Linked DNA regions of Homo sapiens: region 1 is linked to region 2. The links are chromatin loops, found by intact Hi-C in ENCODE. Cell type or tissue: adrenal gland. All regions are shown on one strand. Each heading gives the region's core, and the rest is flanking DNA. Links, peaks and the distances in the headings are about the cores only.

Region 1 (10,360 bases), core at 3,073-5,572, 580 kb before region 2:
ACATCTGTATCTGTGGGCTGGCTGGCCCCTGGTCCCTAAATCCACGTGTTCTTTCTGAAGCTGGCTCCGCAGATGCCAGCAAGCAGCTGAGAAGACACGCAGTGTGCGGCTTCTCAAAATCCAAGATGGGACCGAGATATTCTCCCGGGGAGATGCACAAGCTCCCAACACCAAGCCCCCCAAAGCTTTCATCTTTACCATGTCCTTCCCTCCACTTAGGCTCCTCTGTGGATCTTACCATCTTGCCCCGAAAGACTTAACACTGCTGGGGGAGGATGGTCAGCACAAACACTACCCTTTGCTTGGAAGTGTGCCCTTTCAATAGTTCAAAGGGTATCTTTCAAGGGGCCGAGCTCTCAGAGTACAAGGCAGGGCCATGCACACACTGCGGTGGCCCCAGTTGTTTGCATAACACCTGCGGCAAGAGCTCTGCAGGTCGGCACCCACCGAGGGAGAATTGCAGCTGACCCTGAACCTGGGCCAGCAGCGCCTGGCAGAAGGGCTGAGGTCACAGACACTGCCTTCTTCCTGATAAGTTTCTGAGAAACACAGGTATGTGATGGGATGAGTCTGCAGCAGGCTGGGCTTCCTGGTACAGCCAACAGGATGGAGCTGTCCCGCTCTCATCGTCAGAGGAGCTTCGTAGGTGCTGCTTGTTGAGATCATGGTGGTTTGATCCACAGGAAGGATGCAATGCATCTATTTGTACGAGTGTGTCTTCATTCATCCCTTTGTTCATTCAAGAAATATGCGGGGACCTTCCTGCCTGCTCCAGGGAATAAAAAATAAATGCGAAAATCTTCCTGCCCTCCTGGAACTCACAGTCTAAGGAAAGAGACATACTGGCAGGCCACCTGTTACAATGTAGCCCCTTTGTTTATTGATGGATTCATTCATTCATCAAGTACCTCTTGCAAGCTGTTTATGTGGTAGGTACCTGGGTGCTCACCAGGGATGAGTCCACAAGAAGCAGTTAGTTAAAATGTCAGACGTTGCCTGTTGAGTGGTGAGCAGACATAAACCTTTTGAACAATGTGAAAATAGCTCCTCAAGAATCATTTGTTGAGAAAAGACTCTTAGGCCTAAAAGGTTCATTTGAAACCTTATATTTGATAACCACATATCAGATGCAGCCAACAGTATTTGCTGCTTCTTGCATCCATTGATCACTCACTGGGCACCCAGTAGGCACCAGAGGAGTACAGGCATGACAGAGACACAGCCCCAACTTCCAACAGCTCGTGGGTGGTTTGGGAAGAAGAAAGGTCAGAGCCCAGCGTGAGACCCATCTCTCACCCACCTGATCAGCACACAGCAAGTGCCTGGACTTCTTCTGGGACTTCTGGGCTCTACCTGGAGTTCTCTGCCTCTTCAGGGACCACCCCATTTGCTTGATAATTGAGTGACTCCTGGTAGCCTCCCCCATCCCATTGCCTCACAGTACTTCTGAGGGCTGGAGACAGTTTCTTTCTACAGATGAGAGCACCAAGACCCTCTGAGGAACGGTCACCTTGAAGGAGTGGCCAGCCTCCTCTGAGACCGGGGTGGCAGGAGGCACGCTTGGAGACCCACTTTCACTGGGTGGCCTGGTCCTTAGGACCAGCCCATTTCTGCCCTTTGAACATCAGCAGATTCATTTTAGGGCACTTGGTCCTTGGGGTTGGCTCTTGCTGCAAAGGCACCATTTTCTCCATTTAGAAACTTGGTCCTTTTGGAAGCTGGAACATATCATTAATTTATTCATTAGTTTTAAAGATTTCAAAACAGACTTTCTCAGTGAAAAAAAATGTGGAGACATGTAATCCCAGCACTTTGGGAGGCCGAGGAGGGCGGATCACGAGGTCAGGAGATCGAGACCACCCTGGCTAACATGGTGAAACTCCGTCTCTACTAAAAAAAAAGACAAAATATTAGCTGGGCGTGGTGGCTGGTGCCTGTAGTCCCAGCTACTTGGGAGGCTGAGGCAGGAGAATGGTGTGAACCCGGGAGGCAGAGCTTGCATTGAGCCAAGATCGCGCCACTGCACTCCAGCCTGGAAAAAAAAAAATGTGGAGGCAGAGGAGGGCCCTGCAGGAAGCTGGAGCTTTGTCCTGTGGAGGATGGGCGCTGAGTGTCCAGGCTGGGGCCTTAGCACTTGCAGGAGGCGGCGGCGGCGTTGGACATGTGTTCCTGCCTGGCAGAGACCTGGGGACACGGAGCTGAGGGGTCCAGGCAGGGGTGGCCAGTGCTCTGAAATCAGCCAAGTTTGCCTAAAAAGAAACCGAGGAGTGTGGAAGTTAGGACTTGTGTCTCCTCCAGATACCACCTGGGAAGGAGGCCAGGGGAGGCGGAGTCCCCTTACCTGACAGCTGCTTTGTGAGACTAGGCACTGTGTGCCCATGGGCATGGATGGGGCTGGCCGGTGGAGAGGGCATCTGGAGCAGGCCACAGCACCCATGAGGTCTTGGGAGCAGGACACACTGGGCCAGAGTGGGTGGGAGGGAGACCACGCAAAGGTTCTGCTCAGCCAACCCCGCAGCGAGTGTTTCTGTACAACAGAGAGGCTGTTTTAATTCAGACTCTAAGAAGGATGGACTCTGCCCATCACAGGGGGACTCGGACCCCTTCTTGGGGACCCCATGCTGAGTCCGCAGCCCCCAAGACCAGCATCAAGTCCTCAGGGCCTGGCACTCACCTACCACCAGCAGTGGGAAGGAGCTGCAGAATTCAGTGACAGGTCACACATCCACTGCTTACCTGCCTGGGCTGAGACCAATGCCTTTGGGATGCACCCTGGGAGGGCCTGAGGACAAAGGCAGAAGATAAGGTCCACCATCAGCGATGGAGGCAGGCAAGGATCTGGCACACTCCACAACTTCCTCCTGCCCTGCTGGTAACGGGCCCTCAGAGGCACCTGAATGAGGGAAGGTGGGCCTGGCATGTGTGCCAGGACCCTGGGAGGCCGTCCAGTAGACGGAGGCCATGAATGCGACTGCAGCTGAACTTTGAGCCGATAGGCACATTCTTTTGAGTTAACAACCCCAGTGGGGTGTTTTCATCTGCGGGACCCCGGGCAGTGGGCTGTGCAAGCCCAGCTGCTAGAGTCCATCTGAAGTGGGGAGCTGGCAGAGGCAGCCCGAGATGGACAGACCCCATCACCTGAGATGGGCGTCCCTCAGGGGAGCAAGGCACAGCCCTGTGCCTGGGAAAGAGAAAATCCACCGGGAACCTGGAGGAGAGACAGTGCTGTTGTTGTCAGGCTCAGCAAATAAAAACACAGAACACTCTGTTACATTGGAATTTCAGACCAACAATAAATAACGTCTTCATATAAGCGTATCTCAAATGTTGCATCTTTGTCAGACATTCCAACGTAACTGGGCATTGTTTTTCTTTTTTTTCAGATATTTCATCCGGAAATTGTGTAAGGAAGACGAGTTCTGACAATGCTATGAGGCTGCCGTTTGGGGGGATTCTGTGGTGGGAGGACAGCCCTGCCCGACCTCCTGAGGGCCCCCCACCCATCACCATGGCCCTGAGAGGACCTCTGTAACTTCCGCTCACAAGCACTTTTCTCTCCCAGGCCCACTCTCTTGACCAAAATAGAGACTCTTGAAAATGCGTCTGGCAGGGACAGGGGGATGGGTATTGGCCCAGCCCCTCGCTTTCCTGGCCTGAGTCCTCATTGGCCCAGAAAGGACTCGTTCTTCTCTTTCCTTTCCTCCCAAGAACGGGAAAGCCCGGGTGGCTGGCTCCAGCAGCAGGACACGCAGCTCAATCCTGCAGAAGCTTTGAGGATCCCCTCTGTAGGGGGTTCTGAGGGTACATTCAGGGCAGCTCCCAGACCCTGCTGATCAGGTCTTAAAGTCCAAAACTCATGAGATGTCTGATTGCGAGGGTCCTCAGCCCTGCCAACCCAGATGCTGCAGCTGAGGTCTGGAACCAAGGGGTGACCTGGCAGAGGCCACCAGGAGCTGGTGGCAGGCAGGAGGCATCTCCGGGTGGGCGCATCGGATGGGCTGGTCCTTCCTCTTTAAGATCCCTGGCAGTTGGTTTAGTCAAAAGGGGCTGGTTCTCCCCTCCAGAAGCCTGGGCGAGGTGGCCCACCTGGAAGGGACAGGCACCATCCTGGTGGGTCTGGAGGTCTTAGGTCAGAAAATCTGCTGTTTTCTTGGAGGGGGGCTGGAGGACAGAGCCCCTGCACAGAGGGGGCCCATGGCCTTGGTCCTTCCGGGGCCCTATCTGTGGTTCGCTGTCCACTCCAGCCCCAGGCCCTTGGGCACTGAGGATGGCCACTGGGGGGCAGTGCGAGCCAGGAGACCTGGCAGGGATCCACTGGAGCTCCCTGCCCAGCGGGCCCTGCCCAGGAGGAAGCGGCCCAGGGTGGTGAGGGGCCCTGGCAGGCACCCCCGCCTCTCCTGCCTGAGGCGGTTTGGGGACCAAGGCCCTGCTTGGGTACTGAGCTTTTCCCTGATGTCTGTGATCACAGCCCTGGCCATACACAATCACGCACACACACACACGTAAGCACACACATGAACACACGTACACGCTCATAAACATCCACACTCAAGTGCACACACGCAAACACATGTACATGTACACGCAGAGACAGTCATACTCACACATGTACACAGACGTGCACTCACACGCGTTTATAAGTCACACACAACCCACAGAGACATGTTCCCACACACACGCACCCTATTTTGCACATACGGCACACACACAGGCCCAGGAGGGTGGCAGAGGCACCAAATGCCCTCTCGGAATGCAGGGACCTTGAATTTTCCATTTGTTTCTCCCTTGCCGGCAGCCTAGCTGGGAGCTGGGCTCAGACCCTGCTGCTTGAAGCAGGGTGAGCCCCTGTTAGGTCCCCACCGCCAGGCTGGGCCTTCCTCAGAAGCCCCTTCTGCTGCCAAGCAGACCCCCGGGTCCCTGGGCTCACTGCCCTCCCTCTGACCTTGTACCCCAGCTGGGCCGTGTCCTCTGCGAGGCTGGACCCCGCGTCCCTTAGGAGCCCACCCTAGAGGGGGATTCTCTGCTCTCCCGCAGCCCCACTGTGCGGCGTGATCGCACTGGGTGGTCGTGTCCTCTTCTGCGCAGGGACTCCTCACTAGGCTGGAGTCTGAGAAAGGCCCCCCACCCCCGCTGCTCCCCCACTTCCCTCTCTCTTCCGCCATTGTCCTTAGCTGTCTTCTTGCAGCTGCCATCCTCCCTCTGTCTTACAAAGGGAAACCTGGGCCCCCAGCACAGGGAGTGGCTCGCGCAGGGTCACACGCAAGTCAGGAGTGTCTTTTCACAGCTGTCCGAATGCAGGGGGAGCTGCTCCCCTCAGGGACCTTGGTGAGCCCACCCCTGTCGGGTGGGCGATGAGAACCGATGCCCTGAAGTCCCTCCCCCACCGACTCTAGACCACCCTATTTTCATCTGGCTCTGTGAATATGGAAACAACACAGCCCCCAGCTCCCACTCCCTTCCTCTCTCTGCAAACAAGCATTTCCTCACCCCTAAGTGCCATGTCTGCCTGAAAGGTCATGGCTCCTCGAGACCTCCCTACTCTGCTCCCCCAGGGGACCGTCTCTCCTACCCCCTGGACATACAGCCCTTGGCTGTGGGTGCAGAGCCCTTGGCTGCGCTTTCCTTGTTGGGTTTTCTGCTGGTGCGGTGAAGGAGGGCCACCCGACTCCCTCACCTCAAAGAGGGGGACGTGGGAGGCCCCAGCAGAGGGTACATCTGCAGCAGGCAGGGTGTGTGGTGGGGCTCTGGGGCTCTGGGGCTCTGGGGCTGTGGGGCCATGGGGCTGTGGGCTGTGGCTGTGGGCCGTGGTCTGGCCTCACCACTTGCTGTGAACAGGTTCCAGCCCACAGCCTTTTTTCATGGAAGAAATTCTCTGGCTAAATCCAATTCTCCCAGTTGCCAGACAAGCCTGCCACAATCCCATATCCTGTTCTAGGGACGTTTGTTTAGCTTTGTGCACAGACAAAATCGGTGAGAGTTTCTACATACAGAGTGTGCCTTAACGGGCTTGCATTTGAGGCTGGGGTCTGTGTGGGTGAGGGCGGAAGGTGGGCCTTGCTTCCGACCCTCCGCTGTGTGGCCTTGGGGAGTCGCCATCCCCCAGTCTCCACTCCTCCTCTGCTGTAAAACGAGGACAATGGGGCCCAACCTTTGGGGTTGCTGTGAGGATCCCTTTATACACCCGGCAAGGGGCCCCTTTCAACAGTTCCCCCAGAATGGGGATTGAAATCCTGAGGGATTCCCGTTGCCATCAGCATAAGAGGCCTCATCTTCCCCACCGTCTCCGAGGGCCCTGGATTATTAAGAGAGTAACCAAAACTGAGGTTTTCATTCCCCATGCTCCTCTGAGCTCCTCGGTCCCGAGATGCTGTTGAGGCCATGTTTTCAGTTCCCCAGGCCTCCGGCTGGCAGGAGCCTCCCCTTGGCTCTGATCCTGTGCCATCAATCTTGCTCACCAAGACTCAGCCCCCGTCTGGGTGGGCTTAGGGAGGCGGGAGGCCTGGTGGCTTGGCACGTGGAGGGGGCCGCAGAGGCGCATGCAGGAGGCCCTGGCCTTCCTGGGGAAACGCCTGCCAGCACCTTTTGCAAACAGCCCGCCGGGGCAGGAGCAAGAATGCGCGGGAAGGAGCAGTGTGGGGAGGAATGGTGCGGGGTGGAGTGGTCTGTGCCGTGGGCCCTTGGGGCCTGAGGAAGGGCAGGTTTTCAGGAAGCCCCTGAGGCCCAGGGTGCACTGTGCACCCTCATTTTGCCACACGTCTCCTCTTGGCCTTTGCAAACTCTGCTCTCCAGCTGCCAACATTTTTTGACAGCGAGGCACCGCTTTAACCAGACCCCAGCTCCTGGGCCTGAGAGCACTGCTTTACGCGGGCTAAGCACAGGCCCGGCGCCGAGAGAAAACACATTCATGAAAGCATCCACATTAATCATGGGCGATGGCACAGAAAGGAACCGAGGCTAGCACTAGACAGCACTGTGTGTGGGGGCACTTGTGTGTTCATGTGTGTGTGCGTGCTTACATGTGAGCGTGTGTGTGTGCACTTACAAGAATGTGTGTACGGATGTATGCACGTGACCGTGTGTGTGTGTGCGAGTGCATATGCTCACGTCTGTGTGTGCGTGACTGTGTGCGTACCTGCCTGTGGGGGGGCACATGTGTGGGCATGTGTATGTGGGCATGTGTATGCAGGCATTCATGTGTGTGCACTGTGCTTGAACGCTGGCAACATGTCACCAAGAATTCTGCTAGGCAAGGAGAAAGAGGCCCGATGGGCTGTCCCAAGCTTTGTTTTGAAAGGCCCTTTTCCTCTCCTCCTCACAAACCAAGTCATGCCTCTCTGACTTTGCCATTTCCCTTGGCCCTGGCGGCGGTGTTTGCCAGCTCCGCAGGGAGGTCTGGTGGTCTGGTTGTGGGGTGGTGTTTCCCACATTGTTGAAAGGTTTGGTGGGCAAAAGCATCCAGTTTTCATCCTGACCCCAAAACCTCCAGCCAAGGCAACTGACACTCAGTCAATAATAATACAAAATTAATCTCATGTTTATATGGAATCTTCCACCCCAGAGACAATCGCCTTGTTTGGAAGCTGGGGGTGGATTAGCTGGTGCGTGACCCGTGTGGGTGAAAGTGAGGAAAGCCAGCTTCAAGGCCAGGCCACCACCACACTCTGTGACCTGGGACCTGCCACCCACCCTCTTGGCCTCGACATTCCCTAGAAGGAAGGACCAGGGCCAGGTGTCTCCTGGAACTCTGAAATCCTGAATCAGAAGTGTGACCCTGAGAGTAGGTCTGTGTGCTCTTGCTAGGAGGATTTGCTGTCTAAAGGCCATGGCATCCAAGGTAGGTTCTGAACATGCAGAGGCTCATGGAGGAGGAATACAGGAGGAGGGGAAGGCATAGGGTTGGCTCCTGGGACTTGTGGGCTGTGTGGGGTTTGGGGTCTGTTTCATGCTTGACACATGTAAACATTTACTCAAACTCTGTCTCACTTCATGAAGGAACACCTCAGCCTACAGGCACGATATAGCAAAACTAAGTGAAACACAAACACACAAAAGGTCCCAGGTAAGAGTAAATATACATGAGAAGAACTGAACAGCAAAGAGAAAAGTAAAACACAAATATACAGGCCAATAGGTCCTGTAGAGTGGATTTGTCTGAAGTTTTGAATTTGTCTCTGAGATTCCTGGAAGCCAAAATGAAAAGGGAAATAAGATTAGTTCAGTTGTCTTCACAATCCCTTAGAATAAGATTTCCCAACTCTCTATCCATCAGGGCACACAGAGAATATGTGAGACCCCAGGGGAAAATGTATGGGGCCACTGTCATCATCCTGGAGACCGTCCCATGAGCTGAGCAGAGCAGTGTCTTTGCACACCAGTGTTAGGAAAAGGCTCTGTCAAAGACAGCAGTCATTCAGTGCTCTGGAAGGTGCAAAGCTTTTTCTAGCTTTGGCTCTGAAAGATGCTTTTCTCATGAGGCTCCATCTAGGTGGCCCTGAAATGAAAAATGGATAATGTCCCCAACAGCATCTGGACAGCAAATGCGGTGATGAGTCTCATAAAACTGCTTCTTGTAACTGCCCCCCGTGAAAGCTGAGGGCACGCATCCAAATGGCAGAGGCTGCAAGGTGAGAGTGAGCTACAGGCAGACAACCTTGTAAACCTGGCTGGGCACTGTGCCCACCTGCAGGGTGAGGCAGGTACTCGTGCCTTTCCTGAGCACCTGCTATGTGCCCAGTCCTGATAGGAGGTTTATATACATGGTCCTGTTCAATCCTCCCACACTGAGCACAGTGGCTCCAGAGGCCCACTTCATAGATGAGGGCCCAAATCTCATCCATGACCCAGCCTCACACCAGGTCTCTGTGGCCCTGCAGCAGCTCTGTCCTCTCCCTTGGCCTGGTCCTTGGACCTAGTGGTCACCTAGGGTGCAATGCTCAGGCTGTGGTTCTGGAGCTTTCCAGCTTGTTCGAGACAGCAGGGTGAGGCACCTGCACAGGTTAGGGTGGGCACCACCACAGCCCAGGCCTAGGCATGGTGCCCTAGACAGGGCACTGATGGTCAGCTCAGCCTCAGAAAGGGCCAAGGCTCACACACCTGCAAGTCCCTGCATGGGATGAGGTCCTCACACCCTCCCTGTGCCCTTGTCCTCGCTGAGCCCTTCCTTGGGGTGACCCCATCTTATCCACAATCACACCTCTATCCCCATTTCACAGACTTGGAAGCAGGCACAAATGATACAGGAGTGCTGGGAAGGGAAGAGCGTGGTCCCTTTAAACGATACGGAAGCAGGGAAGGGAAGTGCTGGGTAGAGAAAGGCGGATCCCTGGCCGGGGCTCCACCCCCACGGACCTAGATGAGGACAGGCATTTCCTGCCCATATGCTGCATTTACCAAGACCACCCTGGACTGCCTCGCCTCCATCCTGGGCCTATACAAACCCTCAAGACACTAGCGGGCCAGAGGAGGAGAAGAGCACATCGGCCGCGGAAGGAGACACCAAGCGGCTGGTCTGGTCATGGAGAGGCTGCGGAGGGGGCGAGGCTGCGGAGGGGGCGAGGCTGCGGAGGGGGCGAGGCTGCGGAGGGGGCGAGGCTGCGGGGGGGGGCGAGGCTGCGGGGGGGGGCGAGGCTGCGGGGGGGGCGAGGCTGCGGGGTGGGGGGCGAGGCTGCGGAGGGGGCGAGGCTGCGGGGGGGGCGAGGCTGCGGGGGGGGCGAGGCTGCGGGGGGGGGGCGAGGCTGCGGAGGGGGCGAGGCTGCGGAGGGGGCACGTCGGCGGGAGAGCACAGCGACAAGCCCCGGCACACCCGCAGGCCCTTGAACCAGAGGGACGAGTCGGAGTTTGGCTGGGGCAGTCAGGGGAGAGCCGGGGCCGCCAGCAGCCCAACTCCAGGGGAAAACCGTCTCCCTTCTGGCTCCCCCATGGGCTGAGAGCTATAAATAAAACTCAATAAAACCTTAATAAAACTCAATAAAACGTTACACTTATTCTCCAAGCCCAGGTGTGATTCAATTCTTCCAGTACACCAAGGCAAGAACCCTGGATGCACAAAGCCCTCTGTCCTTGCCTCAAGGTGGAGGGTCTAATTGAGCTGGTTAACAAAGGCAAACTAAGAGAGTACCTGTAACACACACCCACTGGGGTTTCAGCTGTAAACATTCACCCCTAGACGCGGCCATGGGGTCGGACCCCCATGACCTGCCCTCTGTGTGCTCCCCTAGAGGTTTGGGCAGCAGGGCACTGATGGAGCGAGTCACATCCCCATCGCACGCCCTGCGAGAGGGACAAGGGAACCTTTCCTGTTGTACAGGAAGGTAATAATAGCTTAGCTGGGATGAGAACCCAGACGTATCCGTAGTCTGGA
Region 2 (10,360 bases), core at 3,030-5,529:
CTGCCCCCAGCCAGACCCTCAGCCTCCTAGTCCTGGACCGAGACAGGGTGGGCTCGGGCCACACATGAGACCTCCCGTATATGTCCTGGGCTAGCACAACTGCTGGGTTGGCCAGCACTGGGCTAGGTCTGACCCCAAGATGGAATAAACAAAGGAAAATCCATGACAACTGGACTTAGCTCAGGGTGGGCCCTGCCCTGACATCCTCTCATCCCGCAGAGCTGCCCACACACTCAGGGGCATGGAGGAGCCACAGGCTGGCCAGGGGCCCAGCACCCTGGAGGACACAGAGAGGCACGGAAGTCACCTGGGCTGGAGGGGAGGAGTCAAGGCAGCCCTCCCAGGGACAAGGCCCTTCCGGCTGCAGCTGCAGAGAGGGAGGGAGGAGGAGGAGCAGGTCTGCCCTCTGTTCTGACACCAGGGGCCTTCTGGAGCTCCCCCAATGCTGCTCTCCCCATGCTCCTCCTCCCCTCCATGGCCTAGCCACCTCCCCTTTGCCCTCCTGGCTGCAGCCTCTGCTCCCCTCCCCATCCCACTTGCCTGAGCCAGCGCCACCTGGCCACATCCTGTATCTGCCCTCACTGCCACTCCCCAGGGCCCCTAGTAGCCCCCTGCTGTCCACAGGGACAGTCCCACCCCTCCCCACCGGGAACAGAGCCCAGCACCATGTGGCCCCTCAGGCTGTCCAGCTCCAGGACTCCTGTCCTGGCCACACCCTGCACTGTGGCCCCAGGTGCTTGGGGGCGTTCCCTGCACCTCCAAGCTTTAGCCACAGGTGCATCCTCCTGCTGGAAGGTTCTCCCTCCCCTCCCCACCTACTGTTCTTGCCCCAAGACTGGTCTTCATAGCCCGTCTCTGGGGCCTCTCCCCATTCCCTGGCTCATCCACAGTGAACCCCTCCTGGCTTGTCCAGACCCCACCTCACCTGGACCACAGCTTGTCACAGTTGGCCTGCATGCCAGACAGTGGCTCCTCGGGGCAATGACAGCATCTTTCTTTTCTTGAGCTTCTCTGAGGCCAGCCCAAGACACAGTTCAACCCGTGTTTGTTGAATGAATAAATGACCTACAATGGGGCCTTACCCTTTCACACCCAGGACAAAGTCATTTGCTCCCTCCAGGTTTACTTTGCTTTACTTTGCTAAACCACCACGCTTGCTCTCCTCTGCTTCACTCTTGCCTCCCACTGCCCACACCGAGTGTCCACCTTAAAGGGAACCCCAGAGCCAATGAGGGAGGCATGAAATCCTGACTTCCGACTCCTCCCCACCTGAGCTCCTCCCACTGGAACCTCCTGATGGGGCAGAAGGTTCAGGCTCACCTGAGCTGGGACCTGCCTGTGCTCCTAAGGGCATGGCCTTTCCGGCAGTTGGCTCCAAGTCACTTTGGAGAGACATTAGCATCCAGGCTCCTCTGACCCTCGAACGGGAGTTGCTTTTTGCGCCTCCCGGCAGGGAGCCCCCAGTGTCCTTGTCTTCTGGTGTCACCTGCTTCACAGCACGTCTCCCAAAATGCTTCAGAGCATTTCCATTTTTCCACGAAAGAAATGACCCGTTTCCTGGGCTCCTTTCTCCTCTGTGCCTCTGTGGCAGAGAGAGCTGCCTTTGTCGTAAAATAATTTCGGGCGCTTGCCTCTCTCTCACGCACAACTGTTCAAGGCTCTTTCCTCCGACTGACTTTCATGTCGCAAAACTCTATTAAGCTTTCATCTGCCTGGGGGAGCCGTGCCTTGAGGAACCAGGGAAGGGAAGGAGTGCTCCGGACAGTGCGCAGGGGATATGTAAATGGGTGCAGAACCCAGAGCCTGCCTCTGCCCTCCAGTCCACCCACCCGTCTCCAAGCGAGAACCGCCCTGCCTCGCGCTCCCCCGCCTGTTCTGGAAAGGGCGGTGTGAGGCAGGCAGGGCAGAGCCACCCTGAAATCCTCATCTGGATTTTTTGTTCATTCCAGTGGCAAAGAAGCTCACTCCCAGGAAACCGGGTGCATTCGAGGAAGGTGCTTTGGTGGAAAGAGCACTGGGGCAGGAGTCCAGGCCTGGGTTCGAGTGACAGCGGGTGCTGATTCCTCAGGGTTTCCACACTTCCTGGCAGGGAGGGCCTGGCTGCGTTGCCGTCTCTAATATTTGCCTAATATAGAATGGACCACTTGCTGGGACTCCACACATGTCTGAATATCCACCGCCGCAGGATTTTGTATTCCTTCTCTCTAAGAGGAACCCCCTAACTGTGTATGCTGAGATGCCACCAGGCTGGACGTCCCCATCAGAGCTGCCACATCTCCCTGCCGTGTGGCCCTGGGTGAGCCACCTTCTCTGTGTGCCTCAGTCTCCCAACTGTGTTTCCTCAGTGTTGTGAGGACTGAGTTCCATCGCAAACCACTCTCGCATGTGCCAATGGAGTGTTATGGTTTCCAAATACATGCACCCATCATGGGCTCTAATTCCCACCAAAAAAAAAAAAAAAAGCTCTGAGGTTTTCACCAGTGAGCCAGCTGATAGCAGCCAAACCAGAGCTGGGTTCAGGGTAACCAGCCTCCAACCATTTCAAAGCAGCCTTCGGACCTAACTTTCCATTTCCTCTGGGCAGCTGCTGTCCTCCAAGACTCCAGCTGGGGAAGAGAACAGCCCCATCTTCTTTCTCCACCTCTCAGCCGTGAGCTGGCTGTTCACAAATCACTCACTCTTCATTCTCACAGCAACCCTCACCAAAGCCCCGTGTCACAGATGAGGAAACTGAGGCTCCACAGCAGGAACCCGCTTTCCCAAGGCCCCATCTGTCTCCCGGTGAGCTCCTTCCCAGTGACATAGCACATGCTCTGTCTGTGCAAGTCCTGAAGCCACCACCTGTTTTACCTGACTGGAGGCTATCCTGCAGCAGGACACAGAGGGCTGGGCTGGGCTGCCTGATTCCGTTTCTGTGCTTCTGTCTCCTCTTTGCCCAGTGCTGCCAGCCAACATCCAGCTGCCCAGGGAAACTGCAGCCCCAGCAAGATGGGCCACCCTGGGCCACCCCCTGAACTTCCAGAGCCATCGGCTCTGCCCATCTGTGCCCATCTGTCTCACCTGTAACCCTAATGGCAGCCTCTGTTCAGGACCACCAGCAGGAGCCAGGCCTCCCCACACCTCACAGTGCCACCTCTCCAAACCCATCCCTGCCATCTGGAGCCCAGGGGACAGTCGGAAGCCTGCTGAGGGAGGAGGTCAGGAGATGGAGGCTAAAGGGGAGAGCACCAGAGTGAGGAGGGGCTCCAGAAGCTAGGCTGAGGGCAGACCCTGCTGCCCCCCAAAAAGTCACCATCCAGTGGGGTCATTATTTTTCAATCGGGGAGGCTTTGTACATGTATTTCTTAAAAATGAGGAGGGAAGGACGTCTGCAGGAGCGTTTCCTGTGTTGGAGTCACCAGCAGCTCACGCCTCATTGCTCCCGTCTCCTCCAGCTGTAATTAAGCCAGAGACACCAGGCACTGCTGCCTGCCCAGCTCCAGTCCCAGCACAATAATCAGCCCTCAGTTAAATGAGGAGGATAAATACAGGCAGACCGGGACTCCAAGGACAACAGCCCCCGGTTACCGTCCTCCACAGACCCGGACCACCACCCAGCTGCCTTGGTCGCTGAGCAGTCAGAGGATGGACAGAACATGCAGGGCCTCCTTGGTGGGAAGCCACGGACAGGGGGGGCCCCCCACGCAGGGCCTCAGTTTTCTCATCTGTAATATGGGGGAGCAGACAAGTCCCCCACGTTACCCTCTGCAGGCCTCGCTGTGGTCCTCTCCACTTTAGCCGTCACCTCTTGGCCTCCTGAGTCAGACCTGCAGAGGCAGGCCCGGGAATCTGCACTTCCCGAGATGCCCCAGGGAGCCCCTCCGTGGAACCACGTGTGCCAACGCCTGGGAGGAGGGCAGGTGGCCAGAGGATCCTGGGGTCCCTCTCCCAGCCCAACCCCACCCCCAGGCCCTGTGGCTGCTCCCCCTCTGCAAAGGCACCAGGAGGGAGGTCAGGCCCTGGCGGAGCCAGCCACGCAGGTCAGTGCCCCGGGCAAGTGGGTGCTGCGGTGGCCTCGGGCCACAAGGGGGCAGAGGCGGCCAGCGAGGCCGCAACCTTCGCTCAGGTGAGCCGGGTCCGCTGCGCTGCGCTGCGCGCCGGGGTCCTGCACCCACGCTCTTCGCCGCAGAGGAGACCCCGGGGGGCAGGGTCGGGCGGGGGCCTCTCCGTGTGGCCTGGGTGGTCCTCGGGTCCTCAGCCCCTGCCCCCGCCTCTTCTGGAAAGCTCCTCACAACGCTGCCCGGCCCTGCTGCCTCCCAGCCCCGACACAGGAATCCCATCTCACTCCAGCGCCCGCCCTCCCCTTCCACGGTGCAGGCGGCTTCATCCCTGCTGAGTCTAATTCCACCCTCATTCGCCCCATTTCACAGAAGGAGTAAACTGAGGCCGAGAGAGGGCAGGGGCTGGAGCCAAGGCCCTCCCTTCTGGAGCAGCAATCCTAGAATTGGGAAACTTTGCCTTTTGTTATGGTAAGAAATGCTGTTGAGAATTTCTTAATTCCCCTTTGGAAAAGACAGGTTGTGCTGTGTGCAGAAATCGTTATTCAAAAATTACAGACTCTAGTTGTTTCTATGGAAACATTTTTTCACCTTATGCAAATGAAGCAAGAGGCATGAAAACAACGCCTTCCCTTTCTGCCCCCCTCCACCAACTTTCTTTTTGGAACCTTGAAAAGCTGCTGCTGAAAGTTTCGTCCTCTGTAGGGGTGCTGAAGGCGGCCTCTGACACTGGGGAGAGTTTGCTTCATTAACTCGGGGACCTTTGTGACCCTGGGCCGAGCCGAGACTCAGGGTTCCCCGGCCAATTACTCTGAGGCCCAGCTCCATTTACTCCCACTCTGATCATTACAGAGTGGTGGGTGGCAAATGTCACTCCAGAGTGTCTCCCCTGCCCCCTTGAAGGGGAACCCCTGCTTCCCACCACGATTCCTTCAGGAAGCCCCACAGCAGGAGGGAAACCCCCCACCGCTCAGAGCACCCATCGTTTACCCAGCCTGGACTGGCATTCTTTTGAGGAGCCAACCTCTGCACCCACTCCTGCACTCATCTCTGCCTCCACGGGGGCTCCCAGAGCCAAGGGACAGGAATGTTGGGCATATCTTTCCTCTGGTTTTGATTCAAGCCCCCACATTGGTGCCTTCCAACTATGTGGCCTTGGACAAGTCTCTGCCTCTCTGAGCCTCGTTTTCTCCGCTGTCGCCTCCACCCTGCTTAGTTGGGGGTGATAGCACCCACCTTGCAAGGTTGCAGGGAGGGTGACATGGAACGACCATCTTCGCTACTTAGCGCACAGTAGGGATTAAATGTGTAGGAATTCCCCAAGTTGCTCCTAGAGGAGCGGGGAGCCAGGGTGAGAAGAGGCTCGCTGGTGTGTGTGCTGCGTGGGATGTGGCCGCCCCCGGGGAAATTTGCTCGAAGCCACCCGAGAACTCCATCCCCAGCTGTTTGTGGCCAGGGCGGCCACCAGGAGGCAGTGTCTCCCAGCAGCCAGAGCGCCAAATTTGTAGCCCAGAGACCTGGGTTCAAGCTCCGACTCAGAGGTGTCTTCACTGGGTGATCTTGGAGACTATTTCCCCTCCCCAAGCCTCCATTTTCTCATCCACAGGGAGCCACATCATCTGCACGCCCCACAGGCTGCGTGGGGACCACAGCTAAAGGCTGTGGGAAGTGGGCAGATGTACCCTGACTGACATAAAATTGGTACCAAGAGTGGTTCCAGGTGATGGATGGGATGTGGGGATTGGTTTGGTCATGCCTTTGGGCTTGAACACAAAGCTGAGCTCCTTGCCAATGGGAAACGGGATGTTAGTGACCCCCATATGCAGCAGCATTGCCATTAATCAACTATCATCTGCCATTGATTGCGATGAAGTGGCTCCTAAGGAACCCACGTGGCTCCTGAACTTGACCATTATGGCAGTAACGATGACTATAAACATTTTGGTGAGGTGTGGATTCTTTTGAGTGTACGCAAGCTCTTACAAAGAGAAAATGAAAAGCTTGGATCCGTTAGCCTTCAGCTCAAGTCACAGTCTGAGAACCAGCGAGCTTCGGTGACAGCTGTAAAAGAGGCTCTTATTTCATTTAGCTGCAGGGCTGATGCTGATGAAAATCAGACACAAGCTTTAATTGTGCAGGCTGCTGAGGTATAACAATTGAATTCATGCGCTCAACAAGTTTCTCATGTGAAAGTTAGAGCCCTGATTAGTGAAGAATCAGATCTCAAAACTTGGAATGAAAACATCTGATTGGATCCAAATAAGACCGTCAATCTTGAGTCCCCAAGTCACACGGAGCCTCCTTTGCAAGTGGAGGCAGCTACCCATCTCATGTCAGAAGAGACTGGCTCTCCTCTGCTTGAAAACCATGGGATAAACTCACCCAGGGCAGATGCCCTGGAAGGAGGTGCCCATTCATCTCGAGATCCATCGCAGCCACCCTGTTGCCACTAGACCCACAGCTGGGCTCCAATCCCAGCATGCTGCAGGGGCAAGTACACACTTTACCACCAAAAGAATTACAAGACTTTGCTTATATATGTGGGCAGAAACCTGGGTACCACGTGCAGAGTGGATTCTAAGGGTGTTAGATCACAGAGGGAGAAATATTAATACAACATTAGACCAGGCCAAATGTTTTGGCATAGTTGCACTTACTAGAAAATCTGAATCCAATGTGCTAGTTTGTGTAACTATGCATTAATCATCTATTGCCATGTATCAGATTACCACAAACTTCAAGGCTTACAACAGCACACACTTTTAATCTCATGGCTTCTATGGGGTAGGAACCTGGGCATGGCTGACGTGGCTCCTCTGGGCCAGGATTCTCATAGGGCAGCAATCCAGGTGTCAGCCAGAGCTGCAGTCTTATCAGAAGGGTTCCCTGGGAAACCATCCACTTCCAGGCACACAAGGTTGTTGCAGGAGTCAGTTCCCTGCAGGCTGTTGGGCTGAAGGCCTCAGTTACTAGGTGGCCCTGGCTGAAGGCTGCCCTCATGGACCTCTTCAGCATGGTCACTTACTTTATCAAAGCCTGCATGCTGAGAAGGCAACTGAGAGCCTGCTACCACCTTACAGAAGCTAATCACAGCAGTGACCGCCCATCAGCTTGGTCATATTCTGTTGGTTCGAAGCATGTCACAAGCCCACCTATACTCAAAGGAAGGGAGTTACATAAAGGAATGAACAGCAGGAGACAGGGATCATTGGAAGTTTTCCTGCCACCAGCAGAAGGTGGATCTAACAGATTATTTGGCTGGTTCTTGACTAAAGCTTGGACTCACCCGTGACCTTCAGGTAATGAGATTGAGATGACAGAGCTTCCCTGGCATGAGGCGGAGGAGGGAACCGAAAGGCTTAGAGGATAGGAATGCTGGGCTGGATCTATCAGGTGAAACCTGCACACCCATCCCTCTACTATGTTCTGCAAGAGGGCCCAGGAGACACTTCCTTCACTGAGGAATTGAAAAATACAGTGGTGAGCGGCACGCCTGCATCCCTGAAAATCTCTGTGGTTGCAGTCCTTTTTAGACCAGGCATGACAGCAGGGGATGCTGCCACCGAGCTGCATGCCCTGATTTCAGTGGGAATGATGAGATTGCAGAGCGGCAGAAGCCAAGTGGCATCATCACTTCACTGCCAAAGACAAAGTGGGTACATCCAGCATCACGGACAGCAGGGACGCACAAGCAATCAACATGCCTTGGCCCACACAGATCTTTGGTGGTGGCTAATTCATCATGGTGTCCCCGGGAAGAAAGAGATGGGCAGCCTGCTACAGCCTTAGTTTAAACAGGAAACACAACCGGGAGAGCGCAAGGCCTGGTAGCCTCAAGTCTGACTTGAGTTGTTGCAATGAAGAATCATGGCTTCTTACCCAACTTCCAGATCTCAGCAAATGCACAGACCCTGGGCGACTTGGTTGAACGGAGGCCAGCATGACAGCACACTGTCAACCTTCCTCCAAGCCATTTCCAGGGGGACCTGTGGCCTTTTACTACAGGGAGTGTGCAACAGGGGAAGGAAATGCCTAGATGGTTTGAGGATTGCTAGACAGTGGTTCTGAACTAACACTAATTCCTGAGGGCCCAAAATTCCACTATGCCCCAGCAATCTAAAAGGAGGTGGACAGTGGGAAGATGATAGATGGAGTCTTAACTCAGGTCTGGTTCACAGTAGGCCCAGTTGGTCCATGGACCCCATCCCCACTAGTGGTTATCTGTCTAGCTCTTAAATGTATAATTGGAGGAGACATACTTAGCAACTGTCAGCATCCCTGCATTGGCTCTGTGACCCATGTGGTGAGGGCCATTATCACAAGAAGAACTTAGTGGAAATCCCTGAAACTTCCACTTCCATCCAAGTGAGTGAACCAGAAGCTATACTTTATCCCAGGGGAATTTGAGAGATTAATGTCACTTACAAGAAGCAGAGGTGTTCATACCTACCACACTCCATGGAGCTTCCCAGTTTGTACTGTTCAGAAGTCAGGTGGAACCCTGCCACCATCAGACACAGCAATGGTTTCTCTGAATTGGAAGATGAGGCTATCACCTGGCTGCTTTGGACTCCTTAAGCCACTGAATCAACACAAAAAGAAAAGGAAAGAAATGACTCTACTCACTGGAGTGATTGATCCTGATTAGCAAGGGGAAACTGGGCTGCTGCTGCACAATGAGGACAGGGAGGAAAGTATCTGAAACGCAGAGGATTCTCCAGGGTACCTCTCTTAGTTCTCCTGTGACCAATAGTAATGGTGTGTTAGCCTGTTTGCTATAACAAAATACCACAAATTGAATGGCTTATAAACAACCGAAATTGATTTCTCACAGTTCTGGAGCCTGGAAAGTCCAAGATTAAAGCACCAGCAGATTCAGTGTCTGGTGAGGGCCTGCTTCCTCATAGACAGCACCTTCTCGTTGTGTTCTCACATGGTGAGAGGGATAAAGAGCACTCTGGGGTTTTTTTTTTAAATAAAGGCACTAATCACAGTCATGAGGGCTCTGCCCTCATCATCTAATCTCCTGTTTTAGTCCATTTTGTGTTGCTATAACAGACTGTCACAGACTGGGTAATTTATTATAAACAGAAAGGTATTTGGCTCAAGGTTCTAAAGGCTGAGAAGCCCAACAGCATGGCGCCAGCATCTGGTGATGGCCTTCGTGCTGTGTCATCCCATGGTGGAACGCAGAAGAGCAAGGGCAAGAGTGAGGGAGGAAGGGGATCCAAACTCACTTTTATAACACACCCACTCTCATGATAGCTAACTCACTCCCACAATAATGACATTAATCCATTCATGAAGGCAGAGTCCTCATGACCTCATCACCTTTTATCAGACACTGTCTCCCAACATTGTTGTATTGGGTATTAAGTTCCCAAGACACAAACTTTGGGAGACACATTTAAACCATAGCATCTCCCAAAGGTCTCATCACCTAACACCGCCACCATGGGGGCTAAGATTTCAGCATATGAATTTTGGAGGGACATAAACATTCACTTCATAGCATTTTTCTCTTGGCCTCCCAAATTTAATGTGCTTTTTGCATGCAAAATGCATTCATTCCATCCCAATTGCCCAAAACATCTTAACTTGTTCCAGCATCAACTCAAAAGTCTAAAGTTCAAAGTCTCATGTAAATATCATCTGTATCAGATATGGATGAGACCCAAGGTATGATTCATTCTGAGGCAAATTGCTCTCCAGCTGGGAGCCTGTGATATCAAACATGTTATGTGCTTCCTAAATACAATGGTAGAACAGGCATAGGCTAGACATTCCCATTCCCAAACGGAAAAATAGGAAAGAAGGAAGGAGTGACAGGTCCCGGCCAAGACCAGAAACCTTAAGGCTCAGAAATAATCTGCTTTGGCTTGGTGATCTGCCCTCCAGACTCACTGGGGTGGGGATCCTGCCTGTTGGACACACAGTGGTGGTGGCCCTGCCCCCATGGCTGTGCTGGGCACACCCCATACTACAGGTCTCACAGGTTGGGATTTCATGCCTGTGACACTCCCAGGTTAGAATCACATTCCAATGGCTCTGCTGATCTGGGTTTGTGGAGATGGTCCCACCCCTGGCTATGGTGGGTATTATTCTGGTAGGGGCTGTCTATGATGGTCTTGTCCCTGCAGTGTTTCTCTCTCTGGGCCCTGAGGCCCCTTGGGGCATCCTTTGAAATCTAGAGGGAGGCAGCCAAGCCTCTACAGCTTTGCTGGGCACAGTGTATGCCACACTAGGGCCTGCAGAAGCCACAGCTGGGGTGGATAAGGAGCTCAGCAATGGAATGCATGGAGGGAAATGGAAGCTGCCATACA

Evidence for each region. Peaks named below come from ENCODE experiments on the same cell type or tissue, not always from the same donor. Only the 100,000 strongest peaks of a DNase experiment are listed, where the experiment ranks them.
Region 1: a loop joins it to region 2, with 2.9 times the contacts of the local background. A loop is called at or near these places in 16 of 110 quality-filtered maps.

Annotation. Positions count from the first base shown.
Region 1 is chr14:101,229,334-101,239,693 of GRCh38, reverse strand. No RefSeq gene overlaps it. Among named protein-coding and RNA genes, the nearest start is that of LINC02285, 110 kb to the right of the region's middle. RefSeq lists enhancers at 3,045-3,668, 6,653-7,299. In adrenal gland, for the core only: a CTCF peak has its summit at 4,271 (motif pointing right); a DNase peak (open chromatin) is centred at 4,353.
Region 2 is chr14:100,648,671-100,659,030 of GRCh38, reverse strand. LINC00523 (long intergenic non-protein coding RNA 523) reads right to left here and starts at 1,763. Exons shown (of 2, transcript NR_024096.1): 1 at 1,321-1,763. In adrenal gland, for the core only: CTCF peaks have their summits at 3,843, 4,044 (motif pointing right) and 5,519 (motif pointing right); a DNase peak (open chromatin) is centred at 4,060.